2 separate regions of the Homo sapiens genome follow, and region 2 is linked to region 1. The links are chromatin contacts, found by Hi-C or POLR2A ChIA-PET in ENCODE. All regions are on one chromosome and are shown on one strand. The core of a region is the stretch at or near the end of the contact, and the rest is flanking DNA. Distances in the headings are between cores, read along the strand shown. Region 1 holds the start of FRMPD3 (FERM and PDZ domain containing 3). Region 2 overlaps FRMPD3 (FERM and PDZ domain containing 3).

Region 1 (5,826 bases), core at 2,077-4,576:
CTGGCTGGAGGTCCTACCAGCAGAGTTGAACTAATTGTACCCCTGAGATGAAGAACTGCTGTCCTTTTCCTAGGAGTGGTAGCAGCATGCCTAGCTCACAGTTAAGTGTTGGATCAATAAATGGTAGTCAGTATTACTATTATTACTAGAGGCCAGGATACTCTCTGTCTATTCATCCGTGGATTCTCAGTTAATGGCGAGTTGGTTGCCTGGTTATTAAGTGCTGATTTCAGAGCAAAGTGCTAGTGAAGCCAGGCTGCCTCCATTCACTCTCAGTATGTAGGGAAGAAAAACAGTCACTTATTATGTTCATCTCAATGTATTGGTTTCAATGGGAAATAGACTTCTGGCTGGAACGTCTTCATTTGTCATCAAATTGTCCTCAGATTTGAAGAGACTGAACTCTTGCCCCAGGGGCCCTCACCAAATTTCAGTGCAACTGGATCCAGGGTCTCCCTTTTGCATGAAAGTGTTTATTTTGCTGCATTTTGGTACAGGGTTAAGAACACTGAAGAATCTTCACCATGCTCTCTCTGTACCCCATCTCCATCATTTCTATTGGACATGGGAAGTACACACAACTTGTCAAACAACAAAAATAAGAACAAGAAAATCCCAGCTACATGATTTTCTGGGGTGAGAGTTCTCTCTCCTTGGAAGTGAAACAAGCTAGTGTTCATCAAGTCCTGAGAACTCACTTTAATCGAGAGCAAGAAACAATGCAAATGCTGCATCACTTCAGACTGGAATTAGGCAGAATATGAACAGAAAAAGGAACCTTTAAATAGATGACTAGGAGGCAAATTCGTTTTGAGAAAGAACGACAGCTAACATTTACTGAGACCTTTTATATCTGTTATCTCATTCAACACTTCCAATAACTCCATAAGGTAGATTCTGCCATCGTCTTCATTTCACAGGTAAGGCTTAAAGAAGTTAAGTGAGCTACCTGAGATCACATCACTAGTAAGAAGCAGATTCTGAAAGCCATGCACCTAATCGCTATCCTAAACCAGACAGTGCCTCACTGGTCACCCAGGAGCCCTCAGATGTGCATTTGTCCAGTGACACAGTTCCTCTCAATACTCTTTCCTGCTTCACCACCCCTTCTTTATTTTGTTTACCACAAAGCAGCTTGAATGGAGCCTGAGCATGTGCTTTGAGTGAGCCCAGAAAGCAGCAGAGGAGGGCCAATCAGATTCGTGAGAGGCATTTATTTTAGTTCTTAACCCATGAGCTTTATTGTAATAACTGATACAAACCAATTTGTTGGGACCTGTGTTATTAATATTAATAAAGACTGAACTAGGTGAGGCTCAGGAGACCCTGGAGGGGATCCCACCTCCTGAGACACCACCCCAAGAAAATCTGCCAGGGACAGTCTGGCTGGAAATATTATTATTCATACTGGACAGCTGGTTCCTGGCTCCCTCTCCAGTCCCTGGAGATGGGAGGCCAATTCTTCCCTGTTTCTCTTCATCTCTTTCCTTCAGAAGGATTAGAAATAAAGTCTGAGTCACTTTTCTGGCTAGCCTTTTTTTTTTTTTTTTGCACTAGCTCAGTGTGTCTGTGGCCCCACATGTGACTGACTCCATGTGTGTCCCTTTGTGTGTGCTGTGTTCCTCAGAGCATCTTCTCAGGTTGGGCTCTGCCTGTGCATTTGCAGGGAATGTTGTGTGTTTCTCTCCCTGCATGTCTTCACTTTCACTTGTCATCCGCTTTTAATAATTCCATCAGCTTGGTTTACCAGCTTAGGCTACTCCCATCCAGATGCAGGGAATTTCCATCCTTTTTTCAAGGTGGGAAGTGCCAGGAAGAAAGCAAAAGTGTGCTCAGTGGACCGATGGCCAAATCTGCTAGTCAGCTACTCCACTGCTGAGCCCAGCTGTGGGAAGCCACGGAGCCCTGTGCCCGGAGCTCTCCTCTGTATCCTGGAAATTCCGTGCAGCCTAGGAGAACAGCCCTTGTCCCACAATTGCCCCTCAGTAGCCCTCCGGCCTCTTCTGAAGCTTTAACCAAGTGCTTGAAAAGAACCGAAAGTGAGGAAATATTCCAACTAGAATGGATCCCTTTGTGCCAACAGCCTCCTTTAGAGTTCAGGAACACAGAGGAAATCGAGGAGGGCTGACTTTTCACCTTAGAACTCACAAGGCCCAAATGTGCCAATGTTTAACTGTCTCTCCGAGGTGCTTCTGACACCCGGAAATTCACCATGTATTTGGCATCACCAGGAGCTCCTCAACTCCACTGCTTCCTCCTGCTTCTCTCTTCCCTGGCCTTAACTTCACCACCCAGACCCACTGTCCAGCTTCCCAGTCTCTCTGGGTCCCCACTGAGGCTGCCCTTTTTGGGGAAGGAAGAGTGGCCTTTTTTCTTGGCCCTCAAAACTCCTCTGAAGGGGTCTGGAGCCCGCTGGGAGACCAAGAGCTTCTCTTGAATCTCGGCTGCTGCATGTTTAGTATTCACAGCATGTCTCTAAAAAACGTCCTGAGATCATTCATCAGGCACTGTGCTGTGTGCCTAGCTGCTCTCCTTCCGGGTGTGTGTGTGTGGCCAGGACCCTCCCTCCATCTGCTGGTGAACACACATGCACACACACCTTAACCTTTTTCCCTTTTCACCAAACCAATCGCATTTTCTAAGCAGACCTTTGCCAGCTGGCAGATCGCTCCCTTACTGAGGTGGGCTCCTGGCGTTGGGCCTGGGCTCGAAGCCGCTCACACTCCAGTGCTGGGGAGAGGCGCTGAGAGCAGGAGCCCGAGCCGAAACTCAAGGTGCGTGTGGATGTTTGCGATGGTGACCAGGAGGGGAGCTGCAGGGAGGGCATCCCCAGCAGAAGGCGAGCAAACAAGGGGCGAGAAGCAAGGTCAGGGGCCAGGGAACGGAGTCTCCGAAGCAAGCGTTCCTGCTGCCCCTTCTCCGCAGTTCACTCCCCGCCCCCCTTTCCCGGGTTCACTTTGGAAATTGGCTTGCCCTCTCGGCAGCCAGCAGTTCCCGGCAGAGTCCGGCCGTAACGGTCAGATTCAAGAAGTGAGGCAGCGCCAGGCTGGGTGGCTGGGTTGCTGGGTTGTTCTTGGGAGATTCTTTCCCCAATTGTCAATTTTTTGCTTATTTTTAGTAGTGACCCGAGCCAGGAACTGCGCCTTTAAGCCGCTTTCCCATTCGGGGAAATCGACGCCAGCACTCGAGGGTCGGGAGGCGCCGGAGAGGCCCCTCATTCTGCACTCCCCTCTTTCCTCCCCCTCCCCCTCCCCCCGCCCCTTCTCCCCTCCCCTCCTCGGCCGTCCGGCCGCCTCGCCGCCATCCGTCACCTCGCAGCCTGCCGCACTCCTGGAGCGAGAGAGCGACGAGCGAGCCACGGCGATGGTGCCGCCCGCGGCGCAGCCATGAAGCCCGCCCGAGGAGCCCGCGCGCGCTCCTGCCATCCTGCCCGCAGCCCGCCGCCTGCGCGCCAGCTCCCCGCGTCCCGGGCCAGCTGCTGCCGCCCTGCCAACCTCTGCCCGCCCCGCCGCCCGGCGCCACTGAGCCCCAAGCCCATGCCGGGCTCGGGGGCACGGGTGCCCTAGTCCCGCTGCCGCCGCCGCCGCCGCCGCCGCTGCGCCGCCGCTGCCGCGCCGCTGAGGAGGCGGAGGAGGAGGAGGAGGAGGAGGAAGAGGAGGAGGAAGAGGAGGGGGAGGAAGGTAAGAGGCGCGCTGCCTTCAGGGGGGCGCGCCCGCTGTCTCAGCCCAACCGGGGGTGGGTCGCGGCGGGAGCGTTCCGCCCCGGGCCGGCTGGGGGGCGACTGGCGCTTGGGCGCCCCCGGGAGCCGGGGGCAGGGCGGGGGGCGCCGAACGTCTGGCCGCCCGGAGTTTGGGCGGGCGGGGTAACGGCCCGTTGCGTGCCCACTGCCCCGGCGAGTCTCTGGCTTGGCGGGCTCGTTTGGCCTCCGCGGGTGCGGGGTGAGGAGTCGAGCGCAGGGGAGTGCAGCGCGTTCATTATGGAGCCTTTGTGTGCGCGCCTGGGCTGTGGGCACAGTTGGGAGAGCTGGCGAGACGCGGGGCCTGGCTGCTAGGAGGTGGCCACTTAGCCGGGGTGCCCGGCGAAGCCCGAGCCCAGGGGCTGCCAGAAACAGCTGTCTGAAGCATGTGCGTGGTTCCCGGGGCCATGTTCACAAGCGGACACGGAGGCGCACACACACGCACACACAGCCGCACAACATACCCGGCGCTCAGCCACACAGTCAGCCCCATGCAAAGACCACACACACACACACACACACACACACACACACACACACAGAGAGAGAGAGAGAGAGCGCGAGCTACACTTGCCCCCTCCCACCAAGATGCTAATAAAGCTCAAACACATATACAGATACATGCACCTCCCCCTAGCGCTGCTAAAACATGCACACACAAACACACTCCTCTACTCCCCAGCCTAGTGCTTTGGAGGTTGGAGAGTGTGTGTGTGTATGTGAGTGTGTGTGTGTTTTCTCAGAGTGGTCTTGAGAAACTACATGACAACTGCACATTACTGCAGATCCAGTACCTGCTGCTTCCCCCCAATACACACCCAGCAACCCCCCGTCACACGCAGCTACTGTAGACACCTCCACCAGAGCCCTTAAGAACCCCATTCTGGCAAAAAGCGTGCCCAACTCTGGTAGTCATACCCTCCACGCTCGAGCTGTTGGGTTTCCTGCACACACACACCACAGCCCCATACACACACACTGAAACCACTGCAGGGGCAAATGTTTGACACCTTCCCCCAGAAGCAGGTGGCACCTCCACCCTTGCAGCTGCAACTAAAGAGCCCCAGATGACAGCAAACGCCGAATTCTGCTAGACCTGCCCCTCCCCTTGGCATCTTGGTCCAGGTGCAAAACCCTGGAGTCCACCGGGTGGTCTTAGCATCCTGCAGCTCTTACGGAGGGCGGGGCAGTCTCTGGACTCCTGCCTTCGGAGGAACTGCTATAAGCGCAAGGCTCCCTTGGGGGCGCCCTTCTCGAAGTGGAGGGTGGGGGATTCTATGCTGACTCAGAGCGAAGCACCAAGTGAGTTTTCCCAGCTGGAGACCGGGGTAAATGGCGAACTCCACCTGGGCCTAGAGGACCCGGGATAGTGTGCCAGTTCAGCCACAGAGGCCCTCAGCTTGGAGGCCCTGCCCCTCCCTCGCCTTCCTTGCCCATGAAGCTCACTGCAGGAGAAGCAGGGGGAACCCAGCTGCCAGCTTCTTGGGAGCTAAGAGAGGCTTTTCGGGAAGCCTTTGCTGTTTCCGCTGAGCAAAGAGATCTTGCTCTACCCGGGGAGACCTCAACAAGACTTGGCCGTGCCCAAGCAAACATGCCAGCGTCTACCCAATTTCATGGCTTGTTTTTTTGTTTGTTTGTTTTTGTATTTCATGTGAAAGGACTAATTCAACCTTAGCAGCTTGTCATGAAGGCACCCCTGAGGTTAAATAAGGCATAATGTATTGTGGATGGGGGAAACAAGGTTGAGGGGAGCAAGGACTAGTGGGTTTTACTGTTTTAAGTAGAGATGCGGAGTTAGAATGTAGACCGTGGTAAAATCGTGACGGCGATGGCTTCTACGTCAGAGCCCCTTCCCTGCTCCTGCCCCTCCCGTCGGCTGCTCAGGGCTCCTCTGGGTCCTCTCCCCCGCCCCCTTAGATTATTTAGGCGGGGCTTTGCTCACTGCTCGGGCAAATTTGATGACAGAATCCCTGCCAGGCCAAGGTGTTAATAGCTGATAGAGGTTTACTGCTTACACCTCACAGGTAACATTTGCATTTTTAAAGGACACAGAGGAGTGACTCTGTTGGTGGGGCTTTCAGGCACCTGTG
Region 2 (5,826 bases), core at 1,973-4,472, 35 kb after region 1:
ATTAGGTTGGAGTCCAGCTCCCCAACCACATGATGAACTGTAATTTGTAGGGATCCCTTTGTCCCCAATGTTGCTTTGCTAGACCTGCCCACCAGGGACTCATCCTTCCTCAGCAGATAGGCTTTTGACCCTCCTAGTGCACAAGGAAGAGGGACAGGGACTTAATTTACATTTTCCCTTGGCCAGCATTTGCCTGGTGTCTACATTAATCACCATAAAGGATAAATGCCACAAAGAAAATGAAGAGAGAGGGAGAGAGAGAGCAAGAGAGAGGGAGAGCTAGCGCTTGGGCAAGCAGCGGGGCCTAATGGAAGGAAAGAAGCTGGTCTGGAGAAGAGCTGGTCAGAATGAATCCTTGGTGAGCCCTCACCTCAACTTCTGAATCTGTAGGACTTCACCCTTCTTGAAAATTAGATCTCTTTCTAAGTCATGTTTGAGAACCATGTTCCAAAATAATTGAGGCTGGGTCTAAAAGAAATCAGGCTGTAAGCAAGGGTTAATGCAGTGTAGTTATAACACATGAATGTAGGTGGGAGATTGGATAGACTAGGATAGGCTAGAATGTTAGAGATTATTTACTAGTTCAATTTCCTTCCTAATTTTGCACATAAGTAAACCGAGACTCAGTGAGGGGAAGGGACTTAACCAAGGCTACCCAGCTAATTAGTCCAGGTAGAGCCCCCAAGTCCCAGTCCAGTCCTTTTTTATAAATCATGAGATACATTGTGCTGGCAAGCAAAACCCCCGTGAGCTGAGAGGTTTTTTTGTTTGTTTGTTTTGTTTTTTTCTCTCAAACATCTTTGCAAGGCGGCACTGACTGAAACCCAGTCTTGGAAAAGGCTTTCCCCTCCTCCCCCCGGTCTTCCCACAGCAAGGTGGCCATGCTCTGGAGTCAGGCCAAGCTCCAGTAGGTCCTCACTCTCTCTCCAGCCTGCTCCCCCTCCTTCTCCTTTGTCAGCAGAGGCTTACTGGAAAGGCCATTCCAAAATGTAGATAATGTCAGTGAAGTGCTTGCTAGTAGGTAGCTGCTGGCTGAATAAAGGCTTGACCATCTCCCTTGGTCTCAGTCTGAAGCTCCTGATCTCAGTCTGTTACACCTGGCCCAACTCTTCTTACTTTTGACTTGGAGCCCAAGGGTCACCAGATTCTGCCTTGGGGCCCATGTTTTTCTTCACCCCAGCCTCCAGGGCCACATGATCCTCTGTTGGGTTGCTGGAGGGGAGGACTAAGGAGCAAACCTTGGGGCAGGAGGAATAGGGGCTCTTCAGAGTCACAAGACCCCAGAACAGGAAGGAACTTACTCCATATCCAATGTATATATAGGGAAATGGAGGATCACTATCACAATAATGTAGCTTAATTTTCATTTTAGAGCAGACTATGAGAGAGCAGAGTCACCAAAGAGTTTGCTTGAGTAGGAGTATCAACACTATTGAGCAGGGCAGTTAAGTGGCAGCTCTTGAAGAGGTAAGTGCAAGAGAGGTTGAAGGATGCAAAAGGCATGCATGATTTTCACAATAGAATAAAACACAGTAAAAACAGAAAGTTGCAAAGTTGTTGATGGGCAGAAGGAACAGGGCAGTTCTCAAAAAAACTCCCTCAAAAAGAAAAAGGCATCACTACCTCAACCCACTGGTCTGATGTCCCAGTCAGGCTCACCATTGTCTCCGTCTATAGACCCAGCTGTTTCCATGCTTTGGAACGAATGAGTATGGGATGCGAGCAAGGCATTGGCAGCTCAGTCTCTCTCAGCCTCAGTATGGAGTAGGAGGGGAGTTATTTGCTGCAGATAGGGCTACCATATATAGTTGTGCAGGCTGTGAACTGCATAAAGGTACTCAGCCAAGAGGGTTAAGTAGGAATGGAAATCCAGCCCATGTTCTGCTCCCCAAACCATGTTCCCTGGTGCAAGACTAAGTGGACCTGGATGAAGGGATACATTTTTCATCTGATAAAGCTATAGTGTTTGTGGGGCTGCATTCACCCAGAAGGAGTAACTTTTTCTGAGCTTTTTACACAAAGGCACTGAGTAGACTACTGCCATCAGCCAGTGCCCTATGGCAACCCATCCCTAGGCTCCTAACTTCCCCCACTGAGGCTCTTCCAGTGTACCCTGGACCCAGGCTGAGACCTTTTGTTCTTGGCAGCCACTTTCTGAGCACAAAAGCAGAAAATCCAGTGAGGCAGGTCTCTTGGGGTCTGGGGCTCACCCTCATGATGGCTCCCAGAATTCTGGGCTTTCTCAGCCCTGGATTTTCTGCCCTTGTGCTCTACCCACCTGTTTGGCTCAGCCACCACATCTTGGATGCTCGTTTTCTTCCTGGCAGAATGGTGCCAACTGTCTGTCTGCATCGTGACTCTGACTGCTGTGTCCCCTGTTTTCTGTGCTCTGCCCTCCCAGCTGCCCCTCTGTAATCAGCTGTCACAGCCAGAACACATCCTGGGTCTGTAGGGCCTAATGCGGGCGTGGGGTAGGGGTGGGGTTCGCTGAGCTCCCTCTCTTGCTCTCTGCCTGCCTATCTGGATGGAGGCCTCCTGTTGGTGCTTTTCACTGCAAAAGAACATATACACTGGGTGTGCAAGGGGGGTGACAGTGGCCAGGGGCTCTCAGCTGGAGAGCTTTGTTATGTCCACATAGTGCCCTATCAAGACCCCACCAGACACTCACTCACCCTCCCTGGGCTGCAGGGGAGGGGCTGTGGCAGGGCCAGGAACTGGCTGTAGAAACCCCCATGGGGTGGTGGGGGTGGGGAGTCAGGTGGGTCCTTGAGATCAGAGTAGCTCCTTCTGGCTACGCTCGAAGCCCACTGCCCCCACTTTCCTATAGCACAGGCCCAAAGCTTCCAAATGAGTTCACTGGGCCCTCCCAGGGGCTTGCGGATTATGGTGCCAGATGGGCCCAAGGCAAACTGCCCAACCCAGTGCTGCTGGGGAAGAAAGGGGCCTCCGGTCAGAACCAGCACTGGGCCAGGCAGCAGGGAGGTAACAGGGAGGGAGCTGGATTCCCTAACCCTCTTCTCTCTGAAAGGCTAGCGTCTTCTCAGCTGAGCTCCATCAAGTGAGGACTAGCAAAAGCCCTTGAATTAAGAAGAATGTGAATGGAACAGCTAAGCATTCTCCCTCTCTGCCTCCTCCCTCCTCCCCAAATCCCAGAAAGGGAGAGAGCAAGACAGTAGAAGAAGGGGCGGGGAAAGAAAGCAGAGGGCCTGCCATCAATCTCCTGCCCTGACAAGCTGCGTCATCGCTGGCTCCAGCTGGCTCCCCTGGGGCTAGGGGGAGGGGAGCCTGGTGTGGGTCTTAACTAGGAGGAGCAGGGGAAAAGAGAGATGAGAAGTAGTCCAGGTACTGGGTCTTAGAGCCAGGGCAGAAGGCTGAGGTGCCTATCCATGGATCGCCAAAAATAGAAAAGTCCAGTAACCTGGGGTCCTTTAGGGAGGGTACAGACCAGGGCAGGTCCAACTGGGAATAGATACTGGTCAGGCAGCCATGCTTTGTAGAGTCCAGCAATAGTCTCTGCTGCCTCTGAAGAATAGAAGCTGCTCGTTTTCCCCGTGCCTGCTTCAGCATCACCCTTCACCTCCAGGACTACTGACAGTTCAGTCAACCTCCCAGAGGTGGGTGTCAATCCCAAAGAATATGATTGGCTAATTGGGAAAGCCAAAGATCTGGTTGTGGCAAGATGCGAGACTTATGAAGGGAAGGGAACCCCAGATTCTGTTTGTTCTGTATCAGAAATGTCTGTTTCCTGGTTCTTCTGAACTCTCTTGGAAAGAACCGCATACCCTGAAAGAATGTTCCAATTTAGTCACGCCAGTGGGCTAGGCCAACCAAGTAACTTGGTAAGGGGGAAGGAAAGGGGAAGGCACACGAATGAAGTGAGCTTCTTGTGCATGGAGCTTGGGTTCCTCTGCTGGTGAGACAGTTCCTCAGGAAACTGATTTAGGACTGGGCGAGTCTTTGCAGGGACTGCAAAGACTGCAGGACTGTGCCTGTCAGGATTTTCTTTTCGGGAGAAGGGGTGGCTCTGGGGAAAAGATTGAGGCCAAGGAAAGAGTTCCCAAACAAGCATGTCCCAGCTACTGAGAAGGATCCTGGACCAAATTATGTTTCAGTTCTATTCAGATGTAGCAACAGTTTCAATTTTATTCAACCACGTTAGAAAATATGCAGGTTTCTTCCTGGGTTTAATTGGCTTCCTAGGTTTTAAAAAGCACCTCAGTGCTGTGTTCAATAAGATAGGTATCTGTGAAGTTCTAAAACGGTGTAACAAATTAACAGGTTTCATTCTGACTTAGAGCCTCATCTGATCAATTTTAGCTCCTGCCCCTGAGTAAATTATCTTGAGAAAGGGGAGCTGTGACCACCTGGTCCCTGCCAGTACCCTCTGAGGCCTCATTTTATCTCATCCCCTTAAGCCAGGCCATTACCCCAGTGCTGAGGGCAGGAGTGGAAGGAAGCAGGGATATAGGGAAAAGAGAACTGGTCCTTTTTGCTTGGTCCCATCCCACTTAATAGCTTTCCCACTGAAGAGCATTCATTTGTCACCTTTAGTTCCAGGGGGTAAGGCAGGATGATCCATCCCTCAGGCACCAGCCTATAAAAACCAGGGAATTGGCACCTGCAATCGGCCATTCTCTGCCTTTGTCTTCTCTGGCCGCGACTAAACTGCTGCTAAAATGCTGACTCCTGCCTTGTCCATGACGGAGTGAGCTTTTAACTGGTAGCTTGGCCTATCAAGCTTACTTTATTCAAGCTGCATAAAATGCTGGAAAAGTAAAGAGCTAGGAGGGACTGTGGAGGATTGGGGAGGAAGACACGGTTGGATGTGAAAAGAGCCCTGGAGGCCTGGGACACGCCTGACCCTTTCCTGGGTGCCATCTCCAGTGATCCCAGAAGAATGGGCTCAACTGTTCCAGATATTTCTCAGACTTACATCTTCAGTAATCAGCTTCATGGTTATCTACCCACATGGTGTGCTTTGAGGATCTCCACAGGTCCCTTCTGACCACAAAATATTTTCTCCATGCTTTGCCAAGATCCCTGAAAATTATTGCGTTGGGTCAAGGCATTGTCCTCCAAAGACCTTTGTTAAAATGTACATTTTTTAATTTACATCCATATTTTTTCTGAAGGTTTTATATTTTAGCTGTTATATTTAGGTCTTTGGTCCATTTTGGATTGAGCTTTGTATATGGGATAAAGGAAGGGTCCAACTTTTTCTTTGCACGTGGATATCCAGTTGTCCCAGTACCATTTGTTGAAGAGATTATTCTTTTGCCATTGAAAGTTCCTGCCACACTTGTCAAAGAATCGATTGACTGTAGATAAATGGGTTTATTTGTAGATGCTCATTCTTGCATATGTCCATTCTTATGCCTGTACCACAGTGTTTTTATTAGTGCAACTTTGTAGTAAGTTTTGAAATCTCTATTCCTTAAGAGGATGTGGTCATCTTGTGTTTTGACAGAGATTTCCTTGAATACCAAGAGCTCAAAAAAGAAATAAGTAAAAACTCTCAGTCTTTGAAAAAAAAAAGTACATTTTTGTTTTGTCTAAGGAAAGTTTTCATATAGCAGATTCACTGGGTTTTACCTGTCAAAGAGTAGGCTCACTGAGAAATGGGATCTAGGGCCGGGCATTGTGGCTCACACCTGTAATCCCAGCACTTTGGGAGGCTGAGGTGGGCGGATCACCTGAGGTCAGGAGTTCGAGACCAGCCTAGCCAACATAGTGAAACCCCATCTCTACTAAAAATACAAAAAAAAAAAAAAATAACTGAGCGTGGTGGCGGGCGCCTGTAATCCCAGTTTCTTGGGAGGCTGAGGC

Evidence for each region. A loop is a pair of places that touch in the nucleus more often than their neighbours do. ChIA-PET counts read pairs that join two places held with the same protein, here RNA polymerase II (POLR2A). Pooled maps may share reads with other maps.
Region 2: a map with no recorded cell type shows a loop between it and region 1 (2.0-fold over the local background). The contact joins the enhancer-like site here to the promoter of FRMPD3 in region 1. A Hi-C loop is called at or near these places in 4 of 168 maps with a recorded cell type or tissue (GM12878, OCI-LY7, breast epithelium and 1 more), 2 of 37 single-sample maps with no recorded cell type and 2 of 50 pooled maps. POLR2A ChIA-PET finds 5 or more read pairs at or near these places in 6 of 52 experiments (Caco-2, GM12878, H1 and 3 more).

Annotation. Positions count from the first base shown.
Region 1 is chrX:107,446,326-107,452,151 of GRCh38, forward strand. FRMPD3 (FERM and PDZ domain containing 3) reads left to right here and starts at 3,327. Exons shown (of 15, transcript NM_001388459.1): 1 at 3,327-3,680. RefSeq lists enhancers at 2,199-2,699, 4,534-5,448.
Region 2 is chrX:107,481,334-107,487,159 of GRCh38, forward strand. The region is part of intron 1 of FRMPD3 (FERM and PDZ domain containing 3); the gene reads left to right. Among named protein-coding and RNA genes, the nearest start is that of FRMPD3, 35 kb to the left of the region's middle. RefSeq lists an enhancer at 2,742-3,300. Within about 2 kb of position 3,223, at least 2 of the 41 ENCODE cell types and tissues checked have a DNase peak (open chromatin) inside an H3K27ac peak, as active enhancers do.